Linked DNA regions of Mus musculus: region 1 is linked to region 2. The links are chromatin loops, found by intact Hi-C in ENCODE. Cell type or tissue: heart. All regions are shown on one strand.

Evidence for each region. Peaks named below come from ENCODE experiments on the same cell type or tissue, not always from the same donor. Only the 100,000 strongest peaks of a DNase experiment are listed, where the experiment ranks them.
Region 1: it touches region 2 in a loop (2.1-fold over the local background); 5 of 42 quality-filtered maps call a loop at or near these places.

What each region holds. Positions count from the first base shown.
Region 1 is chr13:63,025,103-63,030,102 of GRCm38, reverse strand. All of the region lies in intron 2 of Aopep (aminopeptidase O), which reads right to left. Among named protein-coding and RNA genes, the nearest start is that of Aopep, 63 kb to the right of the region's middle. In heart, no CTCF peak of the experiment used is centred here; no DNase peak of the experiment used is centred here.
Region 2 is chr13:62,975,738-62,980,737 of GRCm38, reverse strand. All of the region lies in intron 1 of Aopep (aminopeptidase O), which reads right to left. Among named protein-coding and RNA genes, the nearest start is that of Aopep, 13 kb to the right of the region's middle. In heart, no CTCF peak of the experiment used is centred here; a DNase peak (open chromatin) is centred at 2,397; H3K27ac peaks cover 1,395 bases.

The sequences.
Region 1 (5,000 bases), 49 kb before region 2:
TACCCTATCACTTCTGAGATTTGTTTTGAGACAGGGTCTCCCTATCTAGCTCTCACTATGTAAACCAGGCTGGTGACCTTGCAGCAATCCTCCAGTGTCTGCTTCCCATGATGGGGTTACAGCTGTGAGTCATGGCATTAGGCTTAAGGTTTTTTTTTCCCTTCATCCCGATCATTTACTGGAGATGGGGAAGGTTGTAGGGGTGGGGATGATAGACCCAGTGGCTAAAATGAGAACTAAGGAATTCTAGGGCCAGACTTTAATGGTACACCCTTATAATCCTAGCACTTGGGATGTGAAAGGAGGATTAGAAGTTCAAAGTTTTCTTCAGCTACACAGCTTGGAGGTGAATCTCAGTCAGAATTCCAACAAAATAAGAAAGAAACTCTTCCATTCACTGAATTGCAAAATACCATGTTGTGCCTTCACTATCTACTTCTAGGCATTGTGTTCTATAGTCTGGCCAGGTCCCTACCACTCACCTCCTCCCAATATCCTCATTATATTCTATTATTTTTACCTTTTTGTTTTTAGAGGGTGAAAGGGTTGATCTGAGCCAGAGTCTCCTCTGTAGCCTAGGACAGCCTTATTCTCTTGCATCCTCCTCCCAAAGGCTGGACTACACTCTATCAGAGGGGCTGGTCCCCAGTGCCCTTCCCTCCTGCTTCTTTACACGCTTGTGTATCTGTTCTATAGGCCTAAGATGCGCTCTCATTCTGACATTCTTCTTGCTATCTAGAGCTGGAACTTCAAAGATGTACATCAAGTCATCAACCTGAAAATCACATCCAAAAATACAACGCATCAGCTGCGCTTGTTTGGTTTTTGATTCCTGGAAAGTTTTCACGTAGTCTCCATGAACACTGGAGAATCCCAGGTACAACTTCTGTCTGTTTTTTGTTTTTGTTTTTGTTTTGTTTTGTTTTGTTTTTGAGACAAGTTCTCACTATGTAGCTCAGACTGGCCTCAGAATATGTGTCAATCCTTCTGTCTTGGCACTCCAGTACTAGAATTACAAGTATGAACCACCACTGCCAGCTAATAATTCTTGAAGCTGCTCACTTTCTTTCGCACTCCCCAACCCCTGCCTATTCCTCTCGGCATCTTTTCTCAGCTGCAGGTTCACTCCTCCCTCCCCAACATGTTCAAACCAAAGGCCTTTGATCTTTTACAACCTGGTATCCTTATGCATATCTCACAGCATAATGCAAATACAAATAAAAAACAATTTAAAGTTGGGTAACTGTATTTGCAGAAATTAAAGCTCTATCCTTAGGTTGGTGCTCTGATGAAATGTGGGCATTGCTAGCAGGTAGAAGGTACATAAAGATGAATGCACAGTCATGCTGTGGTATTCCCTACAATAACTCATAACAAAGATGGCTCTTACCCAATGAAGGCCAAGTCCCTACTAACCAACCCTTCACTGAGAGGAGGAAAATCAACATGTATTTATAGGCAGACTACAGAGTATCTGGATATGTAATCACAGAAATAAATGGATCTGTGTTTACTGGACAGGCACAGCCTTGCACCTCACCTTTGCTGACATGCTTACAGGATGGATGTACAGGTGCCAGCCTGAGTTTCTCCGATGCTTATAACTCCATTACTCCCAGATCGAAGGATTCCTTCTAGCACACAAAGAAAAACATTCTCTCCCTGGGGCTCATCTCAAAAGCCTTGGGCAACCAACCCTCCTGGGAGATCGCTGGGAGCCCAGGCAGGCTGCACAGTCATGGAAATAGGATGAAATTGAAAATCAGAGGTAAAGAGGGTGAGATGCATTGAAAGGCAGGTCCATGGCTTCATACCTGAGGAAGAACCTGTCAGAATAGTTGCTTAGAGTCCTGGCTAAGGAGCTCTGTATTCATGGAGTAGGCAAACAGAGCTGAGCAACTAACTCCAGCACGCTTCCTCTTCACCTTAAAGAACCATCATAATGGAGAATCGTCAGGAAACTGCTCCAAACCACGCACTCTCTTTTTCTGCTGATTACTATACAGAACGGCCTTCTCAGGAGAGAAGGGGGCGATTTCTGGTTTTGAAAGATTCCAACCTCACCTCTTTTCAACATGGTAGTCTTTGTCAGAGGCTTTGATCAGCAACCAGCAGCTAGAGAGCTATAAGTGGGAGATAGTTGGCAGCCTGAAAGGCCAAATCCGCTGTGTGGCTTCATGGGGCTTTTCTGAGATGGGGCAAATGGCTGGCTAGGGAATCACAAAAGCTGGTTTAGGGGTTACAAACACGGGAGTTTAGCTAGAACCATCTAGAAGTTTCCATGGGTTACAAAGTGTCCAGGCTTCCAATTTACTTCCACCTATTAATTTGCACTTAATATTTTTACAAGTTTGTGTTTTAAAGAAAACTGTGATACAGTTTCCACTACAGTAAGCAAAATCCCTGCTTTCTTATGCCACACATGGAGACCCAACATTTCCAGTACAGGAAGTGCCGCCAACAATGGGCTCCTCCTTTCCTCTCATAGTCCATTTCATTACATCATTACCAAATCCAGAACTCATCAATATCATCTAGACAGCAAGTCTAAAGACATCATTATTTTGAAGTGGACAGGACTTATTCAAGGGCAAAGGCAGGCTTTGTCACTTGGGAGCTCCTCCTGATGTCAGGCGGGAAGGTGGAAATCCTGTCATGGAATCGTCTCACCTTACACATGAAGAAATTAGGCTCTGGTTGTAAATAACTTTACCACAGTTGCCTGTTGTTGGCAGCATGGCAGCACCAGCACTCAGAAGCATCTGGGTTCTTCCCTCCAATTTTACAACAGACTACACTCTTCAGTTACATAGGCCACTGTTTTCTGTTGATATTAGATTTCCTCTCTCTCTCTCTCCCCCTCCGTCTTTCTTTTCCTTTCCCTTTCCCTTTTTTTCCCTTTTTCTTTTTTCCCTTTTTTCCCCTTTTCCCCCCTTTTCCCTCTCTTTCTTTCTTTCTCTCTTTCTTTCTTTCTTTCTTTCTTTCTTTCTTTCTTTCTTTCTTCCTTCCTTCCTTCCTTCCTTCCTTCCTTCCTTCCTTCCTTTCTTTCTTTCTTTCTTTCTTTCTTTCTTTCTTTCTTTCTTTCTTTCTTTCTTTCTTTCTTAATGATTTTAGCTAGGTGTGGTGGTGCATACCTTCAGTCCTTGGGAGGCCAGGTTGGTCTGCCAGGACAGTCAGGGCTATGTAGAGAGACCCTGTCTCAAAAACAGATAAACAAAGGTTTGTATTTTAAATTTAGAGATAGAATCATCTCCCTGTGACTCAAGTTAACCTTGAACTTACAAAGACCTGTCTTCCTCTGCCTTCCCTGTGCTGGGATTATAGGTGTGCATCATAGCTGACAGGATGTTCTCTTAAGAACTGAAACCTCAAACTATAAAGTTTCTGTGGGTGCAAAGGACATTATCAGCCCAGTGAAGAGGGAGTCTAGAGAGTGGGAAAAATATTTATCAGCCATCCATATGATAGAGGGTGTCTATAACATACAGAGTTAAAAACAAACAAATAAAAAACAATGGCTGATATTGCATAGTTAATTATATAACTATATAAATATAAATGTATAATTATATAAATATTACATATTTACTATTCTTGGCCACCAGAGAAATGCAAATTTAAACTACTTTGAGGTTTCATCTTCCCCAGTTAGAATAGAAAGAAAGAAGGAAAGAAAGAAAGAAAGAAAGAGAGAAAGTAAGCCAACAAATGTTTGTGTGAATGTGGGAAAGAGAATACTTCCTCATTGCTGGCAGGAGTGTAAACAGCGTGGAGGTTCCTCAAAGAGCTAGAAATATATCTACCATATGATCAAGCTATAACAGTCCTGGGAATATTCCAAATGACTCTACATCCTACAAGAGAGATACCTGCTCATCACTGTTCTTTGCTACTCTAATCACAACAGCCAAGAAACAGAAACAACCTAAGTCCAGCCATAGATGAGTGGATAATGAAAATGTGGTTCACAAATATAAAATAGAATATTATTCAACTGTAAAAAAAATAGTGAGATTTGCAGGAAATGGATGGAACTGGAAATAATCTTTCAGAGGCAACCCAGACACAAAAAGACAAGATCCACAGGTTCTCTTATATGTGGATACCAGACTTGAATCTTAGGTATGTTTAAGCTGGAATACTCATAGAGATCAGGGAGCTAGGAAGGGTCTATGGGGAGGAGTTGTTTCAAGGGAAAGAAGTCAGAATGCAGGTAGTATGGAGAGGAAAGGAAAATGGAATGGGAAGGGTTAAATGGTATGTGGATGGGAAGGGGAAGAGGAGGGAGTGCAGGACAGGATAATGAATACTAATGGCCTTGAAAAGGATTATATGGAAGTTTGTTGCTGCAGAAACTTACTCAAATACATACACATGTACATATCTACATAAGAAAGTTTAAAATGGAGTTACTCTAAAACAGGGAAACAATATATCTCCTCAAGACATTATAGATTATCATAAAAATCCCACTGCTTGTATGGGTCACTTCCCTTTAAGTTGTAGGTTAGTGGGATCCCATGATCCTCTCCCAAAACATTACAGGCTCTTGTCATTGTCCTGGATACCCTCCAGAACTTGATGGTAAGATACCACATACTTGAGTCACAGGACAAAAGAATCAAGGTGGAATCACTTGGAAGTTTCATCCCTAATAGCTAGCTTTCTCAGTGCTAAGGTTTTATGTACACTACTGGGAACGAAACAGAATCAACAATCTTATACAGTTATGAAGCCTGTGAGCTACAATGCTTAGCCTCGCACAATATGCCCACTGGCACGATAGCATCATGGATGTTGTAGGAGCAATCAACCAATTTCTGACCAATTTATGGTTTTGTTTGAAGCTTGTTCCACAAGATGGAATCTATGCCTGATATTGTTAACTGGGCCCAAGACTCATTTCTGGATGTCACGGGCTCCAGGGGAGAACCTAGTGCTACAATTCTGCTAAATGGACATAGTAATAAACTGCTCCCAAACTCTTATCTTTATTATAC
Region 2 (5,000 bases):
TGTGACGGAAGGTTTAGAACAATTTCCAAGAGGAGCTTAGCCCTGAGCTGCCTGGACAGATCACCCACCCCCAAACCCACACACAGGGTCAGCTACTTCTGCAAAGATCACTAGCCAGCAGGTGACACAGGACAGGCAGGGCCTGTACCTGATCCCATGTGAAGCAGCTGTGACTAATGCCTGACACCTCTGTAGTGCCAGACATAAGGCCAGATCTACCAGCCTGTTTCAAGGAGAACTGAGGAAAGAGGGAAATAAATGACTTGTGGCTCTTTCTTGTCCCTTACTGTTTCCAGAAGCTGGATACAATTTATTCTACAATTCTTAGTAGGAAAACTTCCATTTCGCCCTCACCATGGCTTCAGAGTTCCAGCCTCATGCAGCCTGCTGGCATGTGGCTTACAGCCTGCGTGCCAAGTCACAGCTCCCTGGAATTTCTTGGATTGCATTTTTCTGAAGGAAGCTTTGCCTTACAACCTTGTAACTACAAAAGTATGCTTTGTAAAGACTAATCAGAAAACACTGCAGAACTGCAAAATTCTTAACCCTAGGGACTACAGCTCAAGGACAGACAGAAAGACCCTAAAAGTCAGAGAGTACTGAGCCTAAGCAAGTGTCTTCTAGATGTGACAGAACAGCCATGTTCATGAATTCACAGCAGGCAACATTCTAGCCTGGGGCTGGGACAGACTCATAAGTGGCCCCTGGCCCTCCATCCTGAGGAGTCATTGATACTTGAAAGCTCTAGGAGAAGGAAAAGTCTGGGCCTTCTTTAAAAGTGTGGCTCTCTGGAAGGCCATCCTTACTCTGGTAGGGAGTCCCATACCCATTAGAATTAGATGAACATCACAAACTAAACTCGGTGGGTTCTTTAAAAAAGACCTGAAGTTGAAAAGGGGTGGGGGCTGGTATGGGAGGCATCATGAGGAAAATGCAGGTAAATATGATGAAAATACACTGTGTGCCTCTAAAATTAACTTTGAGAATTTCACCAAATACTATTAGTTTTGTGTAACACTGTTGCAGTCAAGCAATTTTCTGGACCATTTTTAATCTAGGAAGACTATTGGTGATGTCTCAGATATTTTTCTTCCCAACATCTCGGAATGATTTCCCAGAGAATAACAAACAGCTGGTACTTCAGTATTAGTAATTGAGATTCATATTTGTGAATGTTCTCAGAAACTCATACAATCATTTATATCTTGGAATTCCCCAGGGCAAAATGATAATTAAACAATCAGCTCCCCGCTTGGAACTGGATCATCATATTTCTCCAAGCTGCTGTGCGGACCGCATGCACTACACACGGCCTGGGGGAGGCAGGGGCTGCTGGGGATGCAGGCTCTCAGATGAATGACTCCAGGGCTAGGAAAGGACAGCCTCCAGGAGCAGCCAACAACCCACACTGGAAACAGGACATTCAGAGAATTCTTATAGACTGAACAGCTGAGCTACCTGAACCAACCCTTGCCCTCAAAGCCATGCAATCAGGATTCTCTTAAGCCACTGCATACATAAAATTAAAGAAAATCTAGGAATAACTGGTTAAAGAGATGGCACAGTTGGTAAAGTACTTGTCGTGAAAGCATGAGGACCTGAGCTCAGCCCCCAGAACCCAGCTGAGGTAGCCAGGAGTGGTGGGTACACTTGTGACCTCAGCACCCACCAGGAGGGTAGGGAACAGTCCATCTCCCAGAGCAGCCTAACTGCCAAACTCCAGGACAGTGGAAGCCTGCTGCGGAAACACCAACACAGACAGCCAGTACAGGGCACCCAAGGCTGCCCCGGGCCTCACATTAAAGGAAGCAAAGAGCAAGGCTCCTCTCCACTGCATTATACAGTGTATAGGTTCCAGGTTAAAGTGCAGCCACGAACAGTGCATGACTGCATAGTGGTCACTCAGAAAGGGAGTGGCCCTACATAAAGGCTGAAAGATCCTCTACAACACAATGAAAATTTTACTTGCTCTTTATCATTGCCATGTTTTTGTTTTTGTTTCCTGGTCTCAGCAATGCAGTTGACCTACATGGGCTACTAATCCCAAATTTACACATGTTCTACAAACTCACGGGAGTTCTTGTTAAAACAAAGTACTGAACTTTCAGGATCGGTATGCCTAACAGAAACATGAGATGCCAGAACTAATCAAAGACTGATCTACTCCCAATTACTGCAATTTGACATTTAATTTCAATGATGCTTTAAAAAAATCCTTGCATCTGGCAAAAAGTTCCAGCCACCTGCAAAGGGGCTTCCTAAGCAGGAAGCTTGCTGCTTAGCACAGTGAGGGATTTTGGTCATTCAAAATTTGCAGGATATGTAATAACTTTTTTTTTCCATACCTCCCCCAATCCTGGCCCCTGTCTGACCCCACAGCCCCCACTTCCTGCCTTATACTCAGTCTCTTTGTCTTCTTTATAGGAAGCTACACAGGAAGGGCAAGAGGTTCCCCTGTTCCTGTCCTAGGATACACACTTCCTTAGCCACTAAGGAGACAAGCTCTCTTCACCTAGAGATTTATCTGGTGACCATGTCACCTGGCTGTACAGATAGAGTCAAAAGCAAGGCTCCTTCAAAACAACAGAAGCATTCAGACCATCAGCATCTGTACTCTGGCAGAGTGTGGGAATAAATACACACCACGGCACAGCTTCCCAACAGAGGGAGATTCCGAATGTACACTCCAGATGGGTGCCCTGTTCTTAGGAAAGGACTTTTTCACTCATTGCAAGATATGAAGATCTGCTCAGCATTTTTTTCCTCTATGCTGGATCACACCAAAGTCTTCAACAATGCAATGTAAACAAGAATTCTACTCTTGAACTACATCCCCAGCCCTTTCTTTACCAACCTCATAAAGACACCTCTAACATCAGAAATCTATTATAGTTTAAATATTTATGTAAGATCACCATCAAATTAAAAAATTGTGCATGGAAATTTTGCCTGCATGCATGTCTGTGTACCACATGCATACCTAGAGGCTACAGAAGCCCGAAGACGGCATTGGATGCCCTGCAACTGGAGTTACAGATGGCTGTGAACTACGATACAGGTGCTGGACGATGGAAGCAGGTCCTCTGGAAAAACAGCACGTGTTCTTAACTGCAGCGTCGTCTCTCCAACCACAACTTTTTGGAAATTTATGCATTTGGGCCAATGGTGTACAAAGTCAGACCAAAAAGACACTGAGAGAAAAAGAAGTACCCAAAAGTTATAAAAACAAGCCAGATAATCTCATGAATATCTAGGCACAAGTCAGGGAAGTGGCTGCTCCAGGAAACATTGAGCAACCTTCTCCTGGTTAGCTCCTTGGGCACTATGATAAATGATGCAACCAAAATTGATTTGAGAAAGGGAAAAAATGGGTTATTTAGCTTACACTCTGTGTCACAGTCCATCACTGAGGAGTCAAGGCAGGAGCTCCAGGCAGAACTAAAGCAGAGACCATGGAAAATATTCACTAGCTTTCTCAGCCTTCTTTCTTATACAGCTCATGACCAGGGATGTTACCTCCCACAAAGGTCTATATCATTCATATTTTTAAAAATGTCCCTCTGTAAGCTGGGCATGGTGGCTCATGTCTTTGATCCCAGCACTTGAGAGGCAGAGGCAGGCGGATTTCTGAGTTCGAGGCCAGTCTGGTCTACAAAGTGAGTTCCAGGACAGCCAGGACTACACAGAGAAACCCTGTCTCAAAAAACCAAGAAAAAAAAAGTCCCTCTGCAGACCAGGCTGACCTTGAACTCACAGAGATCCAACTGCCTCTGCCTCTTGAGTGCTAGGATTAAAGCCATGCACCACCACTGACAAAAATCGCACGATAAATTCATTAGATGCGGAAAAAGCCTTTAACAAAATGCAAGACCCCTTCAAGTTAAAAGTCTTGGAGATAGCAGGGATTCAAGGCACATACCTAAACATAATAAAAGAAATCTACAGCAAACCAATAGCCAACATCAAATTAAATGTAGAGAAACTTGGAGCAGTCCCACTAAAAGACAAGACTACCTACTCTCTCCCTATCTATTCAATGTCGCACTTCAATTGTATCTATTCAATGTAGTTCTAGCCAGAGCAATAAGACAACTAAAGGAGATCAAGGGAATGCAATTTGGAAAATAAAAGGTCAAAGTTTCACTACTCATGGATGAAATGATAGTATACATAAGTGACCCCAAAAATTCTATCAGAGAACACCTACAGCTGATAAACAGCTTCAGCAAAGTAGCTAGATATAAAATTAACTCAAACAAATCAGCGGCCCTCCTTTATACAAATGATAAATGGGCAGAGAAATAAATTAAGGAAACAATAACCTTCAAAATAGCCACAAACAATAAAAATATCTTGGTGTAACTCTAGCCAAGAAAGTAAAAGATCTGTATGACAACAACTTCAATTCCCTGAAGAAGATATCAGAAGATATAAAGATCTCCCATGCTCATGGATCAGTAGAATTAACATAATGAAATGGCCATCTTACCAAAATCAATTTACAGATTCAATGCAATCACCATAAAAATTCCAACACATTTTTTAACAGAACTTGAAAGAGTAATTCTCAACTTCATATGGAAAAAACAATAAACTCAGGATAGCTAAAATAATCCTGAACAATAAACAAAAAACAAAAAACAAAACCTCTAAAGGAATCACCATTCCTGATTTCAAGCTGTACTACAGAGCAATAGTGATTAACAACTGCTTTGTATTGGTACAGAAACAGATAAAGTTGATCAATGGAAAAGAATTGAAGACCCAGAAATAAACGCACACACCTATGGACACTTGATTTTGAAAAAGAAGACAAAACCATAAAATGGAAAAAAGAATGCATATTCAACAAGTGGTGCTGGTCTAACTGGATGTCTGCATGTAAAAGGAAGCAAATAGATCCATATTTATCACCCTACATAAAACTCAAGTCCAAGTGGATCAATGACCTTAACATAAATCAGATACATTAAATGTCATAGAAGAGAAAGTGGGAAATA